Linked DNA regions of Homo sapiens: region 1 is linked to region 2. Evidence: chromatin loops called from intact Hi-C (ENCODE). Cell type or tissue: heart left ventricle. All regions are shown on one strand.

Region 1 (5,000 bases), 49 kb after region 2:
ACAGGCTCCCGTTATGCGAGGCACATCCTGCACGTACCCAGCCCAGTAGAGGGGTGTTAAGAGTCCTGCCAGGCCCTGGTACTGTGGCTGCAGCCGTACCACGCTCCCCTCCCAGCGGCTCCCCCGTGAGGCCTCACTCTGAGGGAAGGCGCACTGAGAACCCATGGCATGGTCCTATTTATTTTCAGACATTCTCGCTTCACAGAAAGAAACAGGGTGAGGGGCTCAAGAGAGAGGCTGCCCAAGGGAGAAGCACGGGAACGCTGAACTGGCCGAGGGGCTTGTCCTCATCCTCAGGGGTAGGGGGAAGCCCCCATCTGCCAGTCTGGCTGGAAGGGAATAGATATAGAGCAGAGGCCCTGAGTGGAAGGTGACAGTTAACCAAACAGCCAAGGCCAAGGAGAGGAGGGGCCCTAAGGCTTAGAGAGGCCCTGAGGACCAACCTTGCTCTGCCATCTGACCTTGCCCTTGTAGGCCTCCTCTGAACTCCCAAAATGTGACCTATGCCATCACCGAGGCCGCAGGAACAAGAGGTGGGTGTCCATGACATTGGTACCTGTCATCCCTGTGTGCAGCAGGTGTGCCCCACCCTGGAGGCAGCAGAAGAAGGTATGTGAGTCATTGTGGGCTAGGAAGGTGGCTATGTCCAGGCCCTCAGCTGCAGCCTGGCTGGCAAGCTCAGGTGTGACCCAGGCCCCAGCAGCCTCTGTGGGCCCATCCTGCCCATCGGTGCCACCGCTCAAAAACAGCACATCTATCGGCCCCAGCGGCCACCTTCTCAACTCTGCTCCAACACGCAGGGCCAGTTCCTGGTTCCGGCCACCCCTGCCCGAGCCCTGCAGCTGTACTGTGGGCTCGCCACCAGCCAGCAGGCAGACTGGGCCCCTTCCCCATGCCATGGTCTCCAGAGCCTCCTCCAGCTGCAGGTCTGGGATCTGAAGCTCAGCTGCCAGCTCATGGAGCTGTGCATCTTCCTCCACAGAAGCCCCAGCCATGGATGGGGTGAGGCGGGTTCTAGCCACATGGGCCAGCAGCCCGTAGAACTGGGCCATACTTTTTACATCACCTTGCATGGCTGCACTCAGCACCACAGCCTGGTAGCCCAGTGCCTCGGCCTGCCGCTGGGCCTCAGCTAGCGCCAGCACATTAGAGCCAATGATCACATTCAGGACATGGCCACAGGTGTGTGGCCCATGGGGGTCAGAGTCGGCCCGAGACAGCACAGTCTTCACAGAACGTGGCAGGGCTGCACGGAGGCCGTAGCGATTGAGGATATGCAGGCAATCTTGCACATTGTGGGAACTGGCCACGGTGGGGCCACTGGCAATCACCTCCACAGGGTCCCCCACCACATCTGACAGGATGAGGCTCACCACCTGGGGAAGGGCCACCAGACAAGGCTCAGGCCCACTTCCTCCTCCCCTCAGAGCCCATAAGGACAAACTGCCCCTAGGGTATCCACACACCCTCCCCCAACTCAGTGCATTTCCTTACCCATGGTTAACTCCTCTCACGTGGGCTTGCAAAACACCTGGTCATGCAGGCACCTCCTCCCCGTCTCTGGCACCCCTCCCATGATGTCACCCAGCCGGCCCCATGGTCTTTCACACCATGCCCCTGCCAATCTATATGCTGTTCTAGCTTTCACATCCCTGGCACATGTGGGCCTGGCTCCACCAACCCAAGGTTGCCTGGGGAAGAAGGGACTCATACCTGGGCAGGGTAGGCGGCCTGAGCCAGCCCCCCACCCTTGAGCTGGGACAGGGCCTTCCGAATGGTGTTCAACTCCTGGATGGTGGCTCCACGGGCTGCCAGCAGTCTAGTGAGTGTCTGCTTCTCCTCCAGTGTGACAGGTGGGATGGGGGCAGGCAGCAGAGCTGAACCCCCACCTCTCAAGACAATGAGGGTATCAGGTAGAGGGGCTATCCCAACCCAGGGAACCAGGCAAGCAGGGGTGACAAGCCCACATTAGAAAAAGGGGGCTGGAAAGGTGGGGTTAGGGTGCCCCCCTGTGGATATGCAATATGTGTACAGTCACCACATCCTGGCCACCTGAGGTTGCCCCTGCCTTGGGGTACCCCAGGTCCCAGTAGGCACCGGAAGAACTAACTACTCCTTAAGAGACTAGAACAGGAGGCAGGGCAGGGGGCACACAATGGAAGATCAAGGAGAGGACTCCATGAGGTCTGAGGGCCTAGCCCCAGGTGACATTAGTACAGACAGCAGCAATAGCAGTGACATTTTCCAAGGACTCTACGGATGTGTCAGGCCCTGCATTATGTGCTCCCCATGCACCCTCTCACTGTCACCGAAAAGGTCAGCTCAGGGGGAGGACTCCACAGCTCAGGGGAGGCCAGACGACTAGCCCAAGGCAACCCAGGAGTCACCATCCAGGCTCCTCACCACCTCCCTTGCTCCTAACTTTACCCTGTGACCCCGGGGGCTCAGACCTGATCTCTCGAAGACCTGAGAGATCAGGTGGTGCACCCCCCACCAACAGTCTTGGGCCAATGTGGTACCACACCTGAGATCAGCACGAGCAGCAGGTCATCAGCTGTGAGTCCCTCAGCCAGTTGCTGGATGGCCAGTGCAGCCCGCAGCGCATCGCGGTCCGGGAGGTTGTCCTCCGCACCCTCGAATACCTGGACACGGCTATGTGGCTTCAGCAGCATCTCCCTGGGGAGGGAAAGGTCAGCACGCAAGAGATGGGGTGGACTCCTCTCCTCCCACCTGATCTCTCAACTTTACAGGTGATGGGGGCATGAACGAAGATGCCCACTGACATGCATCCTGGGGCCAGGCCAGATCCAGGAGAAATGGGAAGCGGGTGGGGAGGGGAGGCCCGATTCAGCCTGTGTCTGGGCCCAGGTTTCCCTCCAGATAGATAGAGGGAGGCAGGCCCCCATGGCTCCTTACTGCTTGCCGGCACGCTCCATGGCAGCACGGATCCCCTTGGGAACGCTGATCACGCCCTGCACAAGATGCTGGCCCAGTAGTTCCTCAGCTGCAGCTGCCATACCCAGCACAGCCTTGCCAAAGCCCACCAGGTAGAGGTTTTGCCTCAGCTGAAAGTTCCGGTCCCGCACCTTCAGCTGTCTGCCACCAGGGTCCAAGGATAGTGCCCGGTGCAGCATGGGGCCCGGCAGCACTGCACCTACAGCACTCTCAAACAGCTGCCTGGCCTGCTCTGCCAAGGCCATGCTGCTGGCCAGACGGGCCACTGAGCCCCGCCAGAGGAGTGGATGCAAGGGGGCTCGGGCCAAGCGGGGCAGGACCTGCAGGGCTGCAGCCATGCCCCACTGCTCTCAGCACTGCCTGGCACCCATGGCTGCCTAGAGGGAAAAAGCACAACTGAGGCCCTTGCAAGGCAAAAGACAGGAGGTCCCCCACGGCCGCCCCTCTGAGGGCTCAGGGCCAGTGGACCCCACAGCTGCTGCTACAAGAAGGAGCCATCTGATAGCCCCAGGAGACTTCCTGAAGCCTGCAGCTGCAGGATCTTACTCGTCCTTGGAGACCAGCCCTGCCACCCAGCCACGTCCTCCTCTTCTGCAGACCACATGCCGGCCCTCTGGATACTCTGCCTCAAGTCCAAAGTTCCTATTAGCTGGGCCCTCCTCCCAGGTCACCCCTTTGGCTGGGAGTTAATCATTGACAGAGGGAGTAATTTCTACCAGTGGGCTCCCATCCCACCCCTTTTCCACCCCCTGCACTTCTGCGCTGTTACCCTGGGGCAACGCCCCTTTCTGGCACTCCTTCCTTGCCTCTTTACCACCTCTGCTGCCAGGAAGCTGTTGATTGTCCCACCAACTGACCCTGAGCCCATTGACCTCCAGTCTTCTCTATTTCATTATCTCATGAGACTGGGATTAGGAGCCTGGGAAGTCAGGGTCTATAGGAGGCTGCAGGTTTATCAGGTCAAACCCAGAACACATCCTCAGGGCAAGCAATCTGAGGAATCTCAGTATGCAGGACCAGTTCAGCAAGAGGTTTAGGTTCAAATCAGGAGTGAGGGCAAAGTCTGGCTCATGGTGGAACCTTAGAAAAGTCCCCAGGCACCATGTGAGGCCATGTGCCATGAAGCCCAATTGCAGGACAGAAAAGGATGCCCTTCTACCCACACAGTTGGCCAGACCCAACCCTGCCAAGAACACGCCTTCTGGTTCCAAGATAACAAAAACAAGTCCTAGGTCACACCACCCACAGTGGTGAGAGCCCAAGGGCTGAAGTAGGCAAAGGCCAGGCTCCCATAACTGAGCCCATAGCCATTTTCCCCACTGGGCAGAGTAAAAGCTAAAGAAGCCTTGGGGCGAAGGTCAGGAAGCTGTAGAGGGGTATAGGAACAACAAAGACCCAAACAGCTCATCTGTACTACATATGTACTATTGCATCTACTTTAATAAATGCCTACCATAAATGTTGCAAGCTGACTTCATCAGCAAGTATGGACTGAGCAGGGTAAGGAGGCTGGGAATTGAGGTTCCAGCTCTACTATAGGCTTTCTGAGTGGCTGGGACACCTCCATTTCTCTCACTGGGCCTCATCCGCAAAATGAGACATGGGGTGAGATTAACACTACGCTCTTCCCTTAACAACCTCAGGCTCTCTGATACTGTCCACTGCAACACAGATCTCAAACACCGGTTTACCCCACACCCAAATATGGTGGTTACTTCTAGACTTTGACCATTTTGCTTGCCTAGTTCTCAGCTCTCCGGTAAGAAAAGACAGCCATGCCTGACTTCTGTTGTGAAAGGGAACACAGAGGGCATCGTCATGGGGATTCCGAAAATGGGTCCAGTTTTGGCCAGGGGGACCCCTGGAGCTTGCCCATTGGACTTGGAGCTAAAAGCATCTTAGCAACTAAGACAGCCGGTCTTTATAGCCTGGATGAAATTTGTATCTATTTCCCAGATGGACAAGAGCCTAGAAGATCCCAGCCTTGCCACTGGGTATGAGCACAGGACAGGGGGACGCTCAATGCTAAGGCTGCCAGAGAAAAT
Region 2 (5,000 bases):
TCAGCTACTATTCTGGTTCAAGCCACCATCATGATCTCTGGCCCTGATTATGGCATTAGTCTCCTCATTGATCTCCCTGCTTCCACTCTTGCCCCCTTACAACTCATTCTCTACTTGAGTTGGAAAAAATATATTTTAAACATGTAAACGATCAAGCCACTCCTCTGCTCACCACCACCCATGGCCTGCACAGACTGTCGGCCTGTGGCCGCGTCTCTGCCCCTGCATGTGGTCCAGCCTCCCAGACCAACATCTCTCTCTGCATCCCAACCACAGTAACCCTGCCCTGCTCCTCAAGTACCACAAACTTGTCCCTACCTCAGCCTCTGCACTGCTGCTCCTTCTGCCAGAATCCTCTTCTTCCCTTACTTTAGACCTCAACTCAAATGTTATCACCACTGTGAGAAAGGCTTTCCCTGACCGCCTAATATAAAGAAGCCCTTCTGAGACATCTCTATTCCCTTCTCTCGCTTGGTCTTCACAGCACTTATCAGAACCCTAAAAACCCAGATTTTTCATTGTCTGTCTTTCTGGCCAGGCTGAGAGTCCCCAGGGTGCAGGCTCTTTGTTGGAAATGTTCACTCCTCTGTACCCAGTGTCTGGCACAAGATGGGTACTTCCACACATGGCTGCTTGCTGGCCTGACATCCACTCCCTCCCTTCTTCCTCAGTTTTGTTCCAGAATTCCATCCTTCCTCACTTGACTCAGGGGAAGATGACTACAGCCCCAGCTACAGGGGTACATCTCAGCTAGTCCAAGCCAGTCGTGGTGGAGCTTGCCCCAACTGCAGTTGGTTTAGGTGTGGGAACACGTCCCAGTTATGATCAACCACTGATGCAGATATATAAAAGTCAAGCCCTTTGCAGTGAGCTAAGATTGCTCCACTGCACTCTAGCCTGGGGGACAGAGCAAGACCCTGTCTCAAAAAAAAAAAAAAAAAAAAAAAAGTCAAAGTCAAGCCCTCTTGTTCTGGCTCCCTCCAGGACAAATACGGTGGTGCCATGCTTGCTCTAGAGTTTCCCACAGGATCAGGCTGAGACTAGACTTCTAAAACCATATTTTACCAGCTGCTTCTTCTATTATACCCTGCTTCCTTCACTTCCTTATAGATTTCTCCTGAGAGGATTTCATAAATCGCTTGCACAAGAGTCCCCACATCAGGGTCTGCTTCTACGGAACCCAATCTAAGACAACCTTTGTTGTGGTCATGAAACTGCTGCTGCCATCTCGCCTGAAGATGAAGCCAGCATACACTGCAGACAGGGCCCTGATGCACCAACCCTGGGGCGTCCTGCATTGGTTTTCCTGCTACAGGTACAGGAATGCACTTCCCTGCTGTCTAAGACAATCTGAGACCAGCATCTTTGATACTTAAAGCCAAAAACATTATAAATTGAATAAAATTCAAGAAACAGACTTCTGGACAGCCAAGGTAAGGTGGCTATATCGATTCAAATTTCCCAACACATCCTAGGAAGGAAGGAAGGAAGGAAGGAAGGGAGGGAGGAAGGAAGGAAGGAAGAAAAAACTAACACTACCAAAACCCACACCTTTAGCACAACTAGAATCAGCAGAATGCCTAGACTTCAAATTATCTGTAAATTAAAAAAAAAAAATCTATCTCCAGTGAGCTGTCTCTCACACTCTTGCTGCAAGTTTTCACAGAGAACAAGGGCAGTCTAAGAAAAACTGCAGAAAAGGGAAATAGTGGTAACCCTAAGATAGATCTAAAATCCTACCAGAGGCCGGGCACAGTGGCTCATGCCTGTAATCCCAGCACTTTGGGAGGCCGAGGTGGGTGGATCACCTGAGGTCAGGAGTTCAAGACCAGCCTGGCCAACATGGTGAAGCCCCGTCTCTACTAAAAATACAAAAATTAGCTAGGCGTGGTGGTAACCACCTGTAGTCCCAGCTACTCGGGAGGCTGAGGCAGGAGAATCATTTCAACACAGAGGGCAGAGGTTGCAGTAAGCTGAGATCACACCACTGCTCTCCAGACTGAGTGACAGAGCAAGACTTCATCTCAAAAAATAAATATAAATAAATAAATAAATAAATAAATAAATAAAATCCTACCAGAAAGAGAAAGTAACCCAGGCTGGGCGCAGTGGCTAATGCCTATAATCCCAGAACTTTGGGAGGCCAATGTGGGTGGATGAATTGAGCCCAGGAATTCGAGACCAGCCTGGGCAACAAAGTGAGACCCCCATCTCTACAAAAAATAAAAAAATAGCGGGTGTGGTGGCACATGCCTGTAGTCCCAGCTACCAGGGAGGCTGAGGCAGGAGGATTACTTGAGCCCAAGAGTTTGAGGCTGCAGTTAGCTGTGATTATGCCACGGCACTCCAGCCTGGGTGAAAGTGAGACCGTATCTCAAAAAAAGAGAAAGTAACCCTAACTGTAAAAATACTGAAAAAAAGCCCTGGTAAATCAGAGCACTTACTACAAGGAAGGGACTTAAGGGCATGCAATTCAAAGGCAGTGTTCTTTGAAAGGCATATGACTTATGGGACAGGAGGCAGAAGGAAAGGGGTCATTTGTAGACTGGAGGATAAGGGAAAAGAAGCAAAAGTGAAATGTTGAGTTCTGCAAGATAAGAGGACAAAAACCTTGGAGGACCCACATCCCTCTCCCCAGCACGTGTGTACACACACACACACACACACACACACAGACACACACACAGAGCACATTCTAAAAACAAACAAACAAAAAAAACTAATGTGCAATACTGACAGAAGAGGGCGCCCTTGAACTAGAAAGCTTGCAAATCACTCCAAATCCTGAAATGAATAGGTGAACACCGTCTACATTTGCTTCTATAAGAAAAAGAGAGCATCTTTTAGCTTTGTTTGCACATTTGAGAAGACAAGAGCATCTTAACTGATAAAATTCCCATCACCCCTAAAAAAATAAACAAGTACCAAGCAGAAGAAAACTGTAACACAATACTTCAGCTAAATAGCCTTAAACGAGTGTTTGGGCATCTGAAAAACCACCTTGAATCAGAAATTCAAAAATAAAACATATAAATGGACAAATGTCGGTAAGAAAAGAGACTTAATTAAGCTCAAGGAAAAAATGGAAAATAAAAGTATCACGGGGAGGAAGCTGAAATTACAAGGTGACCGAGAGAAAACAGAGTCAAATCAAAGCATAATGAAGTAAATTGAAGAAAGGCAGGATATAACCAAGAGAATAAAAATGAGAGAAAATAAAGGAAGTAAAAGAAAGAAAATAAAATTTTAAAAAATAAAATTAGAAAAAACTAAAAAGGGTCGGAAACTGGTTGAATTAAAAGATACGCAAAGCAGCAGCAATATATAAAAAGATACATAGATACATAGAGATATAGATACATAATGGAATCCTTGATGAAGAAAAACAAAAGAATGGAACAGAACCAAGATTTAAAACTATAATTCAAGGGAATTTTTTTTTTTTTAGACGGAGTCTGGCTCTGTCACCCAGGCTGGAGTGCAGTGGCACAAACTCAGCTAACTGCAAGCTCTGCCTCCTAGGTTCAAGCAATTCTCCTGCCTCAGCCTCCCAAGTAGCTGGGATTACAGGCACCTGCCACCACATCTGGCTTTTTTTTTTTTTTTTGTATTTTTAGTAGAGATGGGGTTTCACCATGTTGACCAGGCTGGTCTCAAACTCCTGACCTCAGGCGATCCACCCACCTCAGCCTCCCAAAGTGCTGGGATTACAGGCGTGAACCACCATGCCCGGCCAACCTCAGACTTCTTAAAAGCATCACACAGGCAAGGCAACCAAAGTGGAGAATTTTTAAAAAACTCATAGAATAAAAGTTGTGAACTAAGAATTTTATATCTGGTCAAGCTGTCCTTCACGTTTTAAACGTGTGAGAACTCAAGGAACTCTATACCCTTGAGCTCTTCATGAGGAATCTACTAGAAAAGGAACTTTATACAACCAAGAGATGACGGGAGACTTCAGAAAAAATATTGATACGTTTAATAGAGTTTATTGTAAGTTGAAGACTAAAAGGTGGAGATGAGTGTGGAGGAATAGTAATAATATTTTAACAGTTAAAATATTAAGTAGAGGCTGGGCACAGTGGCTCATGCCTGTAATCCCAGCACTTCGGGTGGCCGAGGTGGGTGAATCATTTGAGGTCAGGAGTTCGAAAACAGCCTGGCCAACATGATGAAATCCCTTCTTTACTAAAAATACAAAAAATAGCCAGGCATGGTGGTAGGCGCCTGTAATCCCAGCTACTCAGGAGGCTGAGGCAGGAGAATAGCTTGAGCCCGGGAGGCAGAGGTTGCAGTGAGCAGAGATCGCACCATTGCACTCCAGCCTGGGTGACAAAACAAGACTCCATCTCGAAAATAAATAAATAAATTAATTAATTAAGTAGAGCTGAGCATGGTGACTCACTCCTATAATGCCAGCACTTTGGGAGGCTGAGGTGAGCAGATTGCTTGAGCCCAAATGTTTGAGACCAGGCTGGGCAACATAGGGACACCCTGTCTCTAAAAAAATACAAAAATTAACCAAGCGTGGTAGCTCACACCTGTGGTCCCAGCTACTCAGGAGGCTGAAGTATGAGGATAGCTTGAGCCCAGAAGGTCAAGGCTGAAGTGAGCTATGATTGTTGTGCTACTGCACTGTGGCGTGGGTGACAGAGCAAGACCCTGTCTCAAAACAAAACAAAACAAACAACAACAATGAAACAGGACAGATACTAAAGGGTTAAGTAGGAAAGCAGGGGATAATGGAGACTATAAAAGAAACCACTAAAATAACGGTACAGACCTTCCTAAATGCCAAAAGGAATTTTTAAAATAGAAGAACTAAGAAAACATATAATGTAGAGAAAGAAACATAGCATTATATTACAATACACATAATGATTATAATATGAAGCAATATGACTGAGTTGAGGTCAAACCTATTAGCCATACCAATAAATGTGAATGGGCTTATTACAAGAAAAAGGTTTTAAATTTGGCTCACAAATAAAACCCAAACT

Evidence for each region. Peaks named below come from ENCODE experiments on the same cell type or tissue, not always from the same donor. Only the 100,000 strongest peaks of a DNase experiment are listed, where the experiment ranks them.
Region 1: a loop joins it to region 2, with 7 times the contacts of the local background. A loop is called at or near these places in 81 of 110 quality-filtered maps.

Annotation. Positions count from the first base shown.
Region 1 is chr3:52,288,636-52,293,635 of GRCh38, reverse strand. GLYCTK (glycerate kinase) reads right to left here. Exons shown (of 5, transcript NM_145262.4): 2 at 2,917-3,332; 3 at 2,525-2,676; 4 at 1,714-1,889; 5 at 1-1,376. The coding sequence starts at 3,293. The coding sequence ends at 510. It overlaps GLYCTK-AS1 (GLYCTK antisense RNA 1), which reads left to right and starts at 3,903. Exons shown (of 1, transcript NR_046719.1): 1 at 3,903-5,000. RefSeq lists enhancers at 2,737-3,237, 4,977-5,000. In heart left ventricle, a CTCF peak has its summit at 2,009 (motif pointing left); a DNase peak (open chromatin) is centred at 3,297; H3K4me3 peaks cover 234 bases.
Region 2 is chr3:52,337,479-52,342,478 of GRCh38, reverse strand. The region is part of intron 8 of DNAH1 (dynein axonemal heavy chain 1); the gene reads right to left. Among named protein-coding and RNA genes, the nearest start is that of DNAH1, 24 kb to the right of the region's middle. In heart left ventricle, a CTCF peak has its summit at 2,741 (motif pointing right); no DNase peak of the experiment used is centred here.